2 separate regions of the Homo sapiens genome follow, and region 1 is linked to region 2. The links are chromatin contacts, found by Hi-C or POLR2A ChIA-PET in ENCODE. All regions are on one chromosome and are shown on one strand. The core of a region is the stretch at or near the end of the contact, and the rest is flanking DNA. Distances in the headings are between cores, read along the strand shown. Region 1 overlaps RBM17 (RNA binding motif protein 17). Region 2 overlaps IL15RA (interleukin 15 receptor subunit alpha).

Region 1 (6,713 bases), core at 2,528-5,027, 150 kb after region 2:
CGAGATCGCGCCACTGCGCTCCAGCCTGAGCGACAGAGCAAGACTCCGATTCAAAAACAAACAAACAAACAAACAAAAAAACAGTACTCTGAACCAGCAGTGACACTGCTTTTCAAACTTAAGTAGTGGAGGTCTAAGATTGAGTGAGAACTTGTTTAAGGTGCTAATTTTGTAGCCTTACTCCTGATATTCTGGTAAACTGTAGTTCAGGCTGGAGCCCCAGGAGTGGGAATTTTTAAGTAGCATTCCTACTGGTTTGGTGGAGGTAGTTTGGAAGCAGCACTTTGGGAAGAAGCTCCACAGAATACCTAAGCTGCTGCGTGCAACTTATTGAGGGCTCAGGTTGATTGTGAAGGCGTCAGGCATAGGTAGTCTGGATGCTGATTGCTTTTGTTTCTGTTGTGTACATGTTGGGTATTGGCAATGTCCTTGAAATAACATGTAAAACATTAAAAACCTAGTTGTCGACTGGATATTTGCCATTAAAATGTAGGCATGAGAATGGTATTATGGTTTGTTTACTACTTTAGAGATCTTTATGTTCTAGAGTATGCATTCGTAATGGAGGCTATATCCCCCCAAACAGAGCGAATATTGGTCTTTTTGGGGGTGAAAAAACCTTGCTCGTGTTGTGCACAGTGTATCTGTGGTGTGAAAATTTCATGTGCGGGAGAAAATTTAGTCAAAGGCTCCTTGCTGGGGAGGCAGTAATTAAAGTTGAGAAAAAGTACTTTAGAGATGTGTACTGAAATATTTACCGATAAGATGATGTCATTTTTGGGATTTACTTCTAAACAATTCAGTCCCGGGCAGGGGAGGGAGGGAAGAACAGAACTACCCATGAGTTGATAATTGTTGAAACTGGATGTGGATAGTAGAGACTTAAGAATTAATATTAATCTCTAATTTCATGTTTGAAAATTTCCGTAATACACAGGTTTTTTGTTTTTTTTTTTTTTTTTTTTTTTTTTTTTTGAGACGTAGTCTCACTTTGTAGCCCAGGCTGGAGCGCAGTGGCATGATCTCAGCTCACTGCAAGCTCCGCCTCCCAGGTTCACGCCATTCTCCTGTCTCAGCCTCCTGAGTAACTGGGACTACAGGCGCCCACCACTGCGCCTGCGGTGTTTCACCTTGTAAGCCAGGATGGTCTCGATTTCCTGACCTCGTGATCCGCCTGCCTTGGTCTCCCAAAGTGCTGGGATTACAGGCGTGAGCCACCGTGTCCGGCCAATACACAGGTTTTTTTTCTTAAAAGTTCTACTCATTTTTCTTTTCCCTTTACCACATCAATAGATACTTACATGGAAGTGCTTACATTTGATTGTTCAGTATTGTAGAGAGGTTTTTTTGTGTTTTTAAAATTCATCATTACCAAATTTAGATTTTTTGGATGCCAGTATTTTGTGTTTTTTTTAAAACAAGGTTTCATTCCAAATGTAAGGAGGGTTAGCAAAACCTCGTTTTTCTCTTTAATTTTTTTTAAAAGTACATTTATAAAATCTTTGTAGATTTCATGTAACTTTTGCTTTGCAGGGAAGATGCAGGTGTGAGCCACCGTGCCCGGCCTCATATAGATTTTTAAAACTTGAGGTAGCTTGTGAAGTTATTTCTACTAACTTTATAAAACTTTTGAGATTGCTATGTACAGTTAGTTTTGTGGGTTTTTTTTTTTAAGGGAAGTGAAGATTGCATTCTCTTAGGCTGTTTAGTTACTCAGAATACTAGATTGGCCTAGCCAAACCTGTAAAGGTATTTATTTGGTAGAGAAAATTTGAAGCTGTGGTTTCATTTGTATCTCCATTTGAAAAAATACAGTTGTTTCTTGGTGTCCACAGGGGATTGGTTCCAGGACCCCCCTGCCCATACCAAAATCCAAGCGTGCCCAAGTCCCTTATATAAAATGGTGTGGTATTTGCACGTAACTAACACACATCCTCCCATATTTTAAATCATCTGTGGATTGCTTGCAATACCTAACACAATGTAAATGCTGTGTAAAAAGTTGTTATACCGTATTGGTTTTTTTATTTGTATTTTTTGTTGTATTGTTTTATTTTCTTAATATTTTCAGCCTGGGGTTAGATGTGGAACCTGTAGATACAGAGGGCCAACTCTATATTGAATAGAAAATAATAATAATAGAAAATATGTGATTCTGGCTGGGCGTGGTGGCTCACACCTGTAATCCCAGCACTTTGGGAGGCCAAGGCGGGTGGATCACCTGAGGTCAGGAGTTTGAGACCAGCCTGACCAACATGGTGAAACCTTATCTCTAATAAAAATACAAATATTAGCCCGGTGTGGTGGCGTGCATCTGTAATCCCAGCTACTCTGGAGGCTGAGACAGGAGAGTTGCTTCAACCTGGGAGGCGGAGGTTGCAGTGAGCCGAGATCGAACTCCAGCCTGGTGACAGAGCAAGACTCCATCTCAAAAAAAAAGAAAGAAAGAAAATATGTGATTCTAATAAATCCCCCTTCCGTTCTGTAAACTTTCGTATTTACTTTGTGAGTTGTTAATTGGATTAAATTTTGTTTGCTTAAATTTATAAGTATTGTTATATTCAAGAGAGATGAAGGCTTATTTTGTGCCTTTTATAGTGGTAATGAAAATTTGTAACACTTTAAATTGCAAAAGAGAAAAATTAAACCTTTCTAATCAAAAGATCTAATGGTTACCACCATACCCATATGATCAACCTTAGCATTGCTGTTAGACGGCCTGACGCAGTGTGCCTGCTGTGTGTTGCAGGAAGGGGCACACTGCCTCACCTGGGAAGTGTTCCTGCCTAAAAGCTTTACCCTGAATTCGATCAGGCCTTTAACCTCCAGGTTTCAGGAATTACAAGGCATAGAGGAACAAGCTCAACTAAATAACCAGGTAGTTATTAGACAGATCTAGAACAAACAGCATTTTACAAGATAGTGTCAGAGGAAAAAAAGGAAGAGGAGATGAAGATGATGGTGATGATGATGATGGGGAAGAGGGACTGTTCTTAATCAAGACACTTAAAAACCAAAAGCATTTCAGGAACTTTGGTAGGATCCTGGTTCAAAAAAAAAATCAGCTGTTTAAAGGACATTTTTGGGATATCTTGGAGAATCTGAATGTGAACTGGATGGGAAATGACATGGGAATTAGTGATTTTATTAGGGGTAGTAATCTGACAGGAGAATGTCCACGGTTTCAGGAGATTGGGGTGAAGTGTCATGATGTCTCCAACTTTCTTTCAAATGGTCTAGCAAAAAATACAGGTGTAAGGGCAAGAAGTATGGTAGAACATTAACAATAATTGAATGTATAGAAATGATTTTCTTTTAAAAACTTTTTTTTGTAGATTCATAATAAAGGAGATAGGAAGGATTCTATATCCTAGTAGGAGGGAACAAAACTCTTATCCCCAAGTATCTTTTGAAAGTGACTAAGTTTACTGTAAACCTTTCACAGAAATGGAGAAAATCTCATGTTTTTGAAAAAGCTGAAAGAAAATAATATATGATTATAGTAATAAATTAAAAGGCTGTTGTTTTGAGATTATGGTTTTCTCATATCTCAAAGGTTTGTTGCAGGGACCAGAAAGAAAATCTTTGTTGCAAACAGTGTGAATTTTAATTTGAAACTTCAGTATGTTTTCCTTGTTTTTGATGATTTTAGAGCCAAAGGACGAAACAAAGTACAGTCCTCGCCCCAGTCATTGACCTGAAGCGAGGTGGCTCCTCAGATGACCGGCAAATTGTGGACACTCCACCGCATGTAGCAGCTGGGCTGAAGGTAAGCCCGCGCCTGCCTGTGAGCTTGATACGTGTCTCTGTTCCCATGTGGCTTATTTTGCATATGAGTTACTCTTAACAGATGGCCTCCTTGGTGGGCCTTTGAAACCAAGTTAGTATCATTTTCCACCTAATTTTTACTTCTGTTTTGCCAATTTTAAAATGTATCTATTTGAAATTAAATAGTTTGTTGTAGAAAAATCAGAAACTAGAGATACGCAGAAAGAAAAACAAATTACCTTCAGTCATACAATCCGGAAGTGAAAAACGTAATATTTTTCCATCCTGTGCCTACTCCACCTTCTGCTAACTTGCTTTTCTTACTTAATACGTTGTGACTCTGTCAAAAAATACAGGACTGTATGATCACGTTTATGGCTTCACTATATTCCCTTGTATATAGATGGACTATAATTTAATTCCTTTAATGCTGGATATATGGGTTGTTTCTATTTTTTGCTATCATAAACAGTGTTAGTACTTACTGATTTATTGTGGATTAAAACAGAGAAAGGGGTTTTAAAACCCACTTCTACCACCCTAACCTGTATGATTCCAGTGATTTTACATATGCTTAAAAACAAACATGTGGTCAACTCTATAAATTGGGTTATTGAGGATGAAGAAGATCTGGAAAAGGATAACTCAAAATCATAGTTAAAACTAGACAAAATGAGGTAAAATGAGTGAATAAACTAGTTAAAATTATACCCACAATTTAAGTATACATTTATCTTTCCACAGATGGCGTTCAAATAATGACTGTGGTCATTTAAACAGCATCATGAATTGCACAAAACCGCTTGATGAAAAATGACCAAAAGATTAATAATAGTGCTATCGAGACAGTTTCTTAGCAAGGCGCGCCTGTCCTCCCCACCACCTGTGGGAAGGGCTGCATCAGGCTGGGGCAAAGGGCACACTCCTGCCCATCTGTTTCACGTCACTGTTCTGGGTTGGGCTCCGTCTCCTGCCTGTCCTGCTTATGTTCTGGGCCAGTCTGTGGCTGCAGCTTACCCTTGAGTTGTCCTTTTCTGAGGGGAGCGGGTGCTGTTCCTGAGGGCTGGTAGTTCTTCTGGAGGGGAAGCACCACATGGTGGAGGTGTTTTTTTGCTGATTCCTAGTCATTGAGCATTTTCCCCCATAAATTTGATACCTAGTTTATTCCTGCTACATCTAATTTAAAAACTGGTTCATAGTTTCTTCTGTAATCGTGTATTGGTTCTAGTACCTATAATATTAGTCTCCTATTTAATGAGTAAGCCTTTTTCCTCCTTGTTACATAGTTTTCACGATCAGTTTTTAATTCTCATTAAGCGAATGCATCATAATTTACACAAGTATTCCCTAACTGTAAAACCACCTAGATTTGCTTTTACATTGCCTTTATAAATACCACTCTAATGAACATCTTTTTGTGGTTTTTATTTTTGAGACAGGGTCTTGCTCTGTCACCACGCTGGAGAGCAGTGGTGCAATCTTGGCTCACTGCAGCCTCCTCCTCCTGGGCTCAAGCGATCCTTCCACCTCAGTCTACTGAGTAGTTAGGACCACAGGCATATGCCACCACATTTGACTAATTTTTTGTAGAGATGAGGTTTCACCATGTTGCCCAGGCTAGTTTTGAACTCCTGAGCTCAAACGATCCACATGCCTTGGCCTCCGAAATTGCTGAGATTACAGGCATGAGCCACTGCACCCGGCCCTCTAATGAACATCTTTACAGAGATGTTTCTATGTAATTAGGGTTATTTTCTTAGATTTTCTGAGGTGGCATTAAGATATCAGCCATTTTTATGGCCAATCTGTTCTGGCACCAGTTTACTCCCAGCAGTGCACAGTATCACCTCAGGCATATGAGGGTGAATTTTACCCCATCCTCCCCCCTCAGCATTGAGGGTATTAACATTTTAATTTTTTTAAATTGAACAAATCACTTTATTCATTGCAGCATTTAGAAAAGGATGATTGATTTCATTGTTAAGCATAGCAGGGTTTATATGTAAAAGTTTTTTTCTTTGAAATTTTGAAGTGTCAGAGAATGAACCTTCATATTGACAGTTTGTTCTCTTAGACACGTTGTGATAATTGTGTTAGATAAATTGAGTGGCTGGTTGTCATTTTCTCTCTAAATAATAACTGAAAAGAAATCTTCATGTGCTTTTGTATTTTTTAAATGTCTTTTATAAAATGAATACAAATGTATAACTAACCTTTAGGAGCCCTACATTAAATACATTTTCCAGTGGGTAGGGCCTGGGAGGTGATTATAGTTATTTTCCTAATTGCTCTTATTCATTGGATCATAGCATTTCCTGATATTTCGTCGTAAGGAAATGGTGAAGTGTTTGTTTTATAGTGCAAAATGTCACACCGAACCATGAAACACAGGAACTGTTCGATTTAGGTCTGTTAATATGGCGTGTAAGCTGTCTTGATTTTGTCAGTTCTGTGTTCAAGCAGGAAACACGTTTACAAACGACCTTCTTGCCTTTGATACAGTTGGACATTGTACCTCCTGTAAGAGGTACAGACTGGGCGCTCAAGGACATGAATCCTTGTTGTTTTGCATGTGTGTTTTAAAAAAAATGGGGACACTAATCCTAACCTGTGCTTGTTTGAGGTGTCTTTCAAAACCAGAGAAGGCATCTTATTGTTACAGATAATAACGAAGAATTATGCTAAGAACACTAACAGGAGAAAGTGTGGGAAGGTTTAGGAAAGTGGGGTCAGGGCTTCCAGCACCACGTGTAGACCGAGGCTGCCAGCCTAGGGTAAAGTTCTGTGTCTGCTCATGTATTTCCTAGTATACTGGCTGTGCTCTGCCTCTCGTTTTGCTAATTTCTTTGTCATGGCTACCTCTTTTCTTTCAAAGAGTAGACCAAGTTTCTGAATGTATAGACGAGAAAACACGAAGTGTTATCTAAACCTGATTTTAGTGAACC
Region 2 (6,641 bases), core at 1,328-3,827:
CACTCCTTATCTCCCCTCTTCTCCATAATTTGCAATACCCACTCCTGGTACCGAATTTCATATCAGCTAGGAACTTTTCAGTGACAAGTAATGAAAACAGAATCTGTTATAAAGAAAAAAAAATGTATTGGAAAGATACGAGGGGCTCATAGAATCCCGGAAAATGGGAGGCTTAGGTTTGGAATATGGTTAGGACCTAAAGACGCCTGGAGAGCCCAGAACAGGAGGCCCAGCAGCCAGTCAGAGCTTCTGAGGCCACTGCTGGCCACTGCCCTGTGAGTTCTGTGCTCTTCATTCTCTGTATTCAACAGCTTTGTAGTCTAGCTGAGAGGCCCTGGAGGCCACGCCCAGGCCAGGTGCCCACGCGTGGGGAGAGCAGGGAGAGGGGAGGTCAGCCCGTCTGTGTCAGTGGGTGATGAGGCACCCCAACAGGATGGAGGAGCCCCAGTGGAATTCTGCATTCCCATTCTTTCTCCTCCTTTGTGTGGAACATTTCTCCTTGGTGATTTTTTTTTTTTTTTTGAATTGGAGTCTCGCTGCGTCTCTCAGGCTGGAGTGCAGGGGTATGATCTCGGCTCACTGCAACCTCCACCCCCAGAGTTCAAGTGATTCTCCTGCCTCAGCCTCCCAAATAGCTGGGATTACAGACGCTCACCACCACGCCAGGCTAATTTTTGTGTTTTTAGTAGAGATGGGGTTTCACCATGTTGGCCAGGCTGGTCTCAATTTCCTGACCTCAGGTGATCCACCCGCCTCGGCCTCCCAAAGTACTGGGATTACAGGCATGAGCCACCCTGCCCGGCCATCCTTGGTGATTCTTTTAATGCATTTTAAAATATTGAAAATATATATTTTATTTTGTTTATACAAGGCACAATGTCAAAATACAAATCATATATAATGTGTAGATATAACAGACAAGGAAGTATAAATGCATATATATGTAAAATGGCGCTGAGATGAGTTTTCTTCTTCCTGAATCCTTCGATGGAGAGGATTCACTGGGCTTAGCATCTCCTCCACCTTTTCCGGCTCCCTGTCAGTGCGTGCAGCACAGCTGGAGACAGGGTCATTGGGAGGAGCCCAAACGCTGGTGTCTTCCCTATAGACATCTCCCACGCCAGGAGGAGCCTTGTAATTGACAGAGAGCCTCAGGTATGTCACTTTTCTCTGTGAGCTGCAAGTCAGGATGAGGGACGGACGGTTTCAGGAGAGGAGGAGGTGTTTCATCCTGAATAGCTAAGAACAGCACCACTAGAATGGGTGGATTTACAGTCACTTAGGGAAGTAAAGTGTCAATTAAATCCCCCGGTAATATAGTGCCTAATATTACCTAAAATATGCACACATTGAGTTCTGATTAGTGCCTAGCAGTGTGAGGTGGGGGAGGCTGTGATTTGGGTCGGGCTGGTCCTGCCTGCAAGGAGCACAGCCCTGGGGTGAGACAAACCCGCAGTACTCGGGGAGTCCGCTCTGTGCTGTGAAATTCCAAGCCAGGAGGTGGCAGCCTCAGCCAAGAGGAAGAAGTCCTTGGGGAACAGGGGGGTGAGCAGTGAGAAACAGGGTGTCTTTTGATCCCTGCTCTCCCACTTCCTAATGTCTGAAGAAGGGTTTAAACGGGGAAAGTCACACCACAAGATATATTTTAAAAAGTTAGGCAGGAAGAAAATGGAAATCTGCATCTATACAAGGGAATAAAGAACGTAAGTGGTTTTAAAAAAGTGGTGGGGGGAGTTAAGAGTCTTATTTCTTGCCAGGCACGGTGGCTCAAGCCTGTAATCCCAGCACTTTGGAGGCTGAGGCGGTTGGATCACCTGAGGTCAGGAGTTCGAGACCAGCCTGGCCAACATGGTGAAACACTGTCTCTGCCAAAAATACAAAAATTAGCCAGGTGTGGTGGTGTACGCTTGTAATCCCAGCTACTTGGGAGGCTGAGGCAGGAGGATCACTTGAACCCAGGAGGTGGAGGTTGCAGTGAGCTGAGATTGCACCATTGCACTCCAGCCTGGACAGCAGAGCAAGACTCTGTCTCAAAAAAAAAGTCTTATTTCTTGATCAAGAAAAATCAAGGCAAAATATAAAAGGTGAAGAGTAATCCTTTTTCTTCAAGGCAAATGTGTAGGGCAGGGAAGGAGAGAAGAGGAGGAGATGTGAATCATTTAGACTTGTGGCAGCTGAAGACGTGGGGACTGAAGGCCTCACAGCTATAGAACTTTCTTTTTTTATTTTGGACTCAGGAGAACATGTACAGGTTGTTACACGGGTATATTGTGTGATGCTGAGATTTAGAATACGGTGCTCCCATCACCCTTCAGAGTTCTGTGTACTCTTTCCATTTCAACATAAAAATAAAAAAGGACGGACTCTTCCCAGCACCTGGCAGATGCTGACCTCCTGGTCATTCTGCCCATTCATTCACCCAAATATTTGCTGGCATTTACTGAGTGCTGAGGACTGAAAGGCAATTGCACTTCCTGATGGCCCTGAAAGGTACAGTGGATGGGTGCCAAAGGACCTGTGTTGATTCCTTCCTTCCCTTTCATCATTCCTGGCCGCTTGAACCTGGGCCAGCCTTGTGACTCGCTTCGACGGATAGAATGCCACAAAAGTGATGCGTGCCAGTGTCTGGACCAGCCTGTCAGGGGCCTGGCAGTTTCTATGTTCTTTCAGCCAGTGTGACTAGCCTGAGCCCACCGTGCTGTGAGGAAGCCCAAGCAGCCACGTGGAGAAGCCTCCTCTGATTTTGATGAAGGCATCTAAGCTGAAGGCAGGCAGATATCGGTGAAAAAAATGGTCAGGTGTGGTGGCTCATGCCTGTAATCCCAGCACTTTGGGAGGCCGAGGCAGGCAGACTGCTTGGGCTCACAAGTTCAAGAGACCATCCTGGCCATCATGGCAAAACCCTGGCTCTACTAAAAATACAAAAAATTAGGCGGGCATGGTGGTGGGCACCTGTAGTCCCAGCTACTCGGGAAGGCTGAGGCAGGAGAATGGCATGGACCCAGGAGGCGGAGCTTGCAGTGAGCCGAGATTGTGCCACTGCACTCCAGCCTGGGCGACAGAGCAAGACTCAGTCTCAAAAAAAAAAAAAAAAAAAAAAAAAAAAAAAATATTAGCCAGGTGTTGTGGTGTGTGCCTGTGCCTGTAGTCCCAGCTACTCCAGAGGCTGAGGCATGAGAATTGCTTGAGGCGGAGGTTGCAGTGAGCCAAGATTGCATCACTGCACTCCAGCCTGGGTGACACAGTGAGACTCTGTCCCCTCCCCCACAAAAAAAGAAGTCAGTGAAAAATGGCACTTTGAGAATGTCTGATGACATGTGGATTGGGCACTATGCCCATGCCCCATCTCCCAAATGCTCACAGTGGCTCCCTCTTCCCCCTGGCTGTACAAGGGGCAGTTGGTGGCTGGTTTTCAGCCAGGACTGCTCCCCTCCCGCCCCACCTACACTTCTTATTACTTTTGTTTTTTAAAAAAATTTTGGCTGGGCGCCGTGGCTCACGCCTGTAATCCCAGTACTTTAGGAGGCCGAGGTGAGTGAATCACTTGAGATTAGGAGTTTGAGACCAGTCTGGCCAACATAGCAAAACCCTATCTCTACTAAGAAAATATAAATATTAGCAGGGTGTGGCGGCACATGCCTGTAGTTCCAGCTACTTGGGAGGCTGAGGTAGAATTGCTTGAACCTGGAAGGCAGAGGCTGCAGTGAGCTGAGATCTCGCCATTGCACTCCAGCCTGGGTGACAGAGCAAGACTGCTTCAAGAAAAAAATTTTTTTTATAGAGATGGGGTCTCACTATGTTGCCCAGGGTGTTCTTGAACTCCTGGGCTCGATCAATCCTCCTGCCTCGGCCTCCTGAAGTGCTGGGATCACAGGTGTGAGTCACTGCGCCCAGTGTCCCAGCTCCTGCTCTGATCCAGCTCTGGCATTAACCAAGCTTCATGGCTGCAGGCAGAACAATTTCTCCAGTCCTCAATTTCTCATCTATAAAATGAGGAGGTGGGGTTAGGCCCATGATTTTAGAAATAAATGTCAAAAACAGCAAAGAAAGTAAGAGAAGAAGAAGGGAAGAGACGATGTGTATACCACTGGGGAGCTGAGCCCAGACTTGCCACTGTGTGGATTAGATAATGCTGCTTCTCCTCACATGGAATTGTGGGAAATTCCCCAAAACTGTGACCGGAGCCAGCTTTAGGCAAGGCTTTTTCTCCTTCTGGAAAGAACACCTGAACTCAGTCACCTTGGACTCTGCCTTCCTACTCTTTCTCCTCCTTTATGTGGAACATTTCTCCTTGGTGATTCTCTTAATGCATTTTAAAAATATTGAAAATAGATGTTTTATTTTGTTTATACAAGGTACAATGTCAAAATACAAATAATATATAATGTATAGATATAATAGACAAGGAAGTATAAATATAAACGCATATATTCGTAAAATGGCACTGAGTTGAGTTTTCTTCTTCCTGAATCCTTCAATGGAGAGGATTCGCTGGGCTCAGCATCTCTCCCACCTTTCCCAGGTCCCTGTCCATGTGTGCAGAGCAGCTGGAGACAGGGTGGTTAGAAGCCCAAACGCTGGTGTCTTCCCTGTAGACGTCTCCCACGCCAGGAGAAGCCTTGTAATTGACAGAGAGCTTTGGGTATGTCACTTTTCTCTGTGAACTGAAAGTTAGGATGAGGGACGGAAGATTCGGGGCAGGGTTTTTATTTCATTACCACATGTATTCCAGGCAGCTCACACTGTAATGAAATAAAAATCCTGCTCAGAAGCCTTTGGTCTCTCCTGGGAAGCTGGGCCCTGGGTCCAAGGCACGACAGGCAGGCAGGTGGTGCCCATGGGAATGCGGAGAACCTGCTCCCTCGCGCAGGAGGCGCCGACCCGGCAGTCCGTGAGATCCTGCTGGGACTTCTGAGAGGCCTGGTGAGCTTGCTCCTGGAGCCCGCTTCCTTGCACCTCTTCTCAGTCGTCTTTAGCTAAAGCAGAGAGGCTCCTTCACTCCGGACTTAGCTGGGCTGGTTTCCCCGAGTTTCATAGGTGGTGAGAGCAGTTTTCCAAGTCTTCATCTCTGCTGCTGGTCCCCCAAGTCACCGGCAGAGCCTCCATGGCTTCCATTTCAACGCTGGCCAGCGGGGGAGTTTGCCTGCAAAGCAGGTGGTTCATAGGTTTTGAAAAGAGGAGGGGGTTGCCCTCAAATCAACAGACGCTTCCCACTGAGCATGTATGTCCAGCACTGCGGGGATGGCAGGAGCAGACAGAGGCCCTGCCACGGGAGTCAGACAGAGAGCACTTAGTCCTCAGAGATGGAGAGAACCTAGAATGCCTACCTCTACCGAGTGTATTAAATCCTATCTAGGGGCCAGGTGTGGTGGCGCATGCCTGTAATCCTAGCACTTTAGGAGGCTGTCGTGGGAGGATCGCTTGAGCCCAGAAGTTCAAGACCAACCAGGACAATATGATGAGAATAAATCCTCTCCAGGTATTTCCAACCTCCCCATCCACCAAAGACTCACCAAGTGCTGTTGGAGCAACTTACGCCACCCTGCCATCACCCCACGCTTTGCCAGTCCTCTGCCAAAAAGCCATTCAAATGGCAGGAACAAGAGAAGGAGAGAGTGACTGGGAGCCTAGCCAAACCAGAGTTGATCATCTTGAAAAAAGTGATTTAATATTCATGAAGCTTTTAAAAACAGTTCTTAGCACTTAGTATGTGTGAAATAAATAAAGAAATACACAAATCAATCAGCTCCCGAATGACAAGCACAGGCGAGGCAGGACACTGGTCATACGTGGCTGGCCTGTCTGGAGCTGCCTGGGTGCTGATGCCCTGGGCATCTGGCCGGCACCTTCTACCAGGGCTGGTGAAATGTCCCTCCGGAGGAGCAGCAGCTCTTTAGGCCATTTTAAGGTAAGCAGTGTGAGCTCCCTGGAGTGAGAGCTAAAATAAGGCAGGATGGGGGTCAATTCACTGACAATAATTTGCTAACAGCCAATTTGTCAAATGGCAAATCTAACTAATAACCCATTTGCAAAAAACAAGTTTATGGAAAGAATCAATTCACCAAATGACCAAGTAATTACACTCATCAAATTTACCAATTCTTCTTTTTTTTTTTTTTTTTTTCTGAGACAGGTTCTTGCTCTGTCTCCCAGGCTGGAGTGCAGTGGTGTGATGCTGGCTTGCTGCAGCCTCTGCAGACAACCACGCCCAGCTAACTTTTTGTATTTTTTGTAGAGATCAGGTTTCACCATGTTGGCCAGGCTGGTCACAAAAAAAGCGATGCATGCACTTCAGCCTCCCAAAGTGCTGGGATTACAGGTGTGAGCCACTATGCCCGACCATGCCAATTCTTCCTAAAGATATATTTATTTTACTTTTTGAGCTTTTTAAAAATTAGATTTTTTGTGTGTGGGGGGATGGGGTCTCACTATGTTGTCCAGGCTGGTCTCAAACTGCTAGGCTCAAGTAATCCTTCCACCTCAGCCTCCCAAAGTGCTGGGATTACAGGCATAAGCCACCATACCCAACTGAGATATCTTTCATATAGCCAGTAAATATTGCTATTTTCCTCTTATGAACATATTTATTGGCCGTATATACCAAATTTACAAATCCTTTTTAAGAATATATTTTAATGTAT

Evidence for each region. A loop is a pair of places that touch in the nucleus more often than their neighbours do. ChIA-PET counts read pairs that join two places held with the same protein, here RNA polymerase II (POLR2A). Pooled maps may share reads with other maps.
Region 1: a map of left cardiac atrium shows a loop between it and region 2 (2.7-fold over the local background). The contact joins two enhancer-like sites. A Hi-C loop is called at or near these places in 2 of 168 maps with a recorded cell type or tissue (MCF 10A and left cardiac atrium) and 5 of 50 pooled maps. POLR2A ChIA-PET finds 5 or more read pairs at or near these places in 4 of 52 experiments (MCF 10A, WTC11 and activated naive CD4-positive, alpha-beta T cell).

What each region holds. Positions count from the first base shown.
Region 1 is chr10:6,097,619-6,104,331 of GRCh38, forward strand. It overlaps RBM17 (RNA binding motif protein 17), which reads left to right. Exons shown (of 12, transcript NM_032905.5): 3 at 3,653-3,769. Among named protein-coding and RNA genes, the nearest start is that of RBM17, 12 kb to the left of the region's middle. Within about 2 kb of position 3,778, at least 2 of the 41 ENCODE cell types and tissues checked have a DNase peak (open chromatin) inside an H3K27ac peak, as active enhancers do.
Region 2 is chr10:5,948,064-5,954,704 of GRCh38, forward strand. It overlaps IL15RA (interleukin 15 receptor subunit alpha), which reads right to left. Exons shown (of 7, transcript NM_002189.4): 7 at 4,321-5,143. The coding sequence ends at 5,032. Among named protein-coding and RNA genes, the nearest start is that of IL15RA, 26 kb to the right of the region's middle. Within about 2 kb of position 2,578, at least 19 of the 41 ENCODE cell types and tissues checked have a DNase peak (open chromatin) inside an H3K27ac peak, as active enhancers do.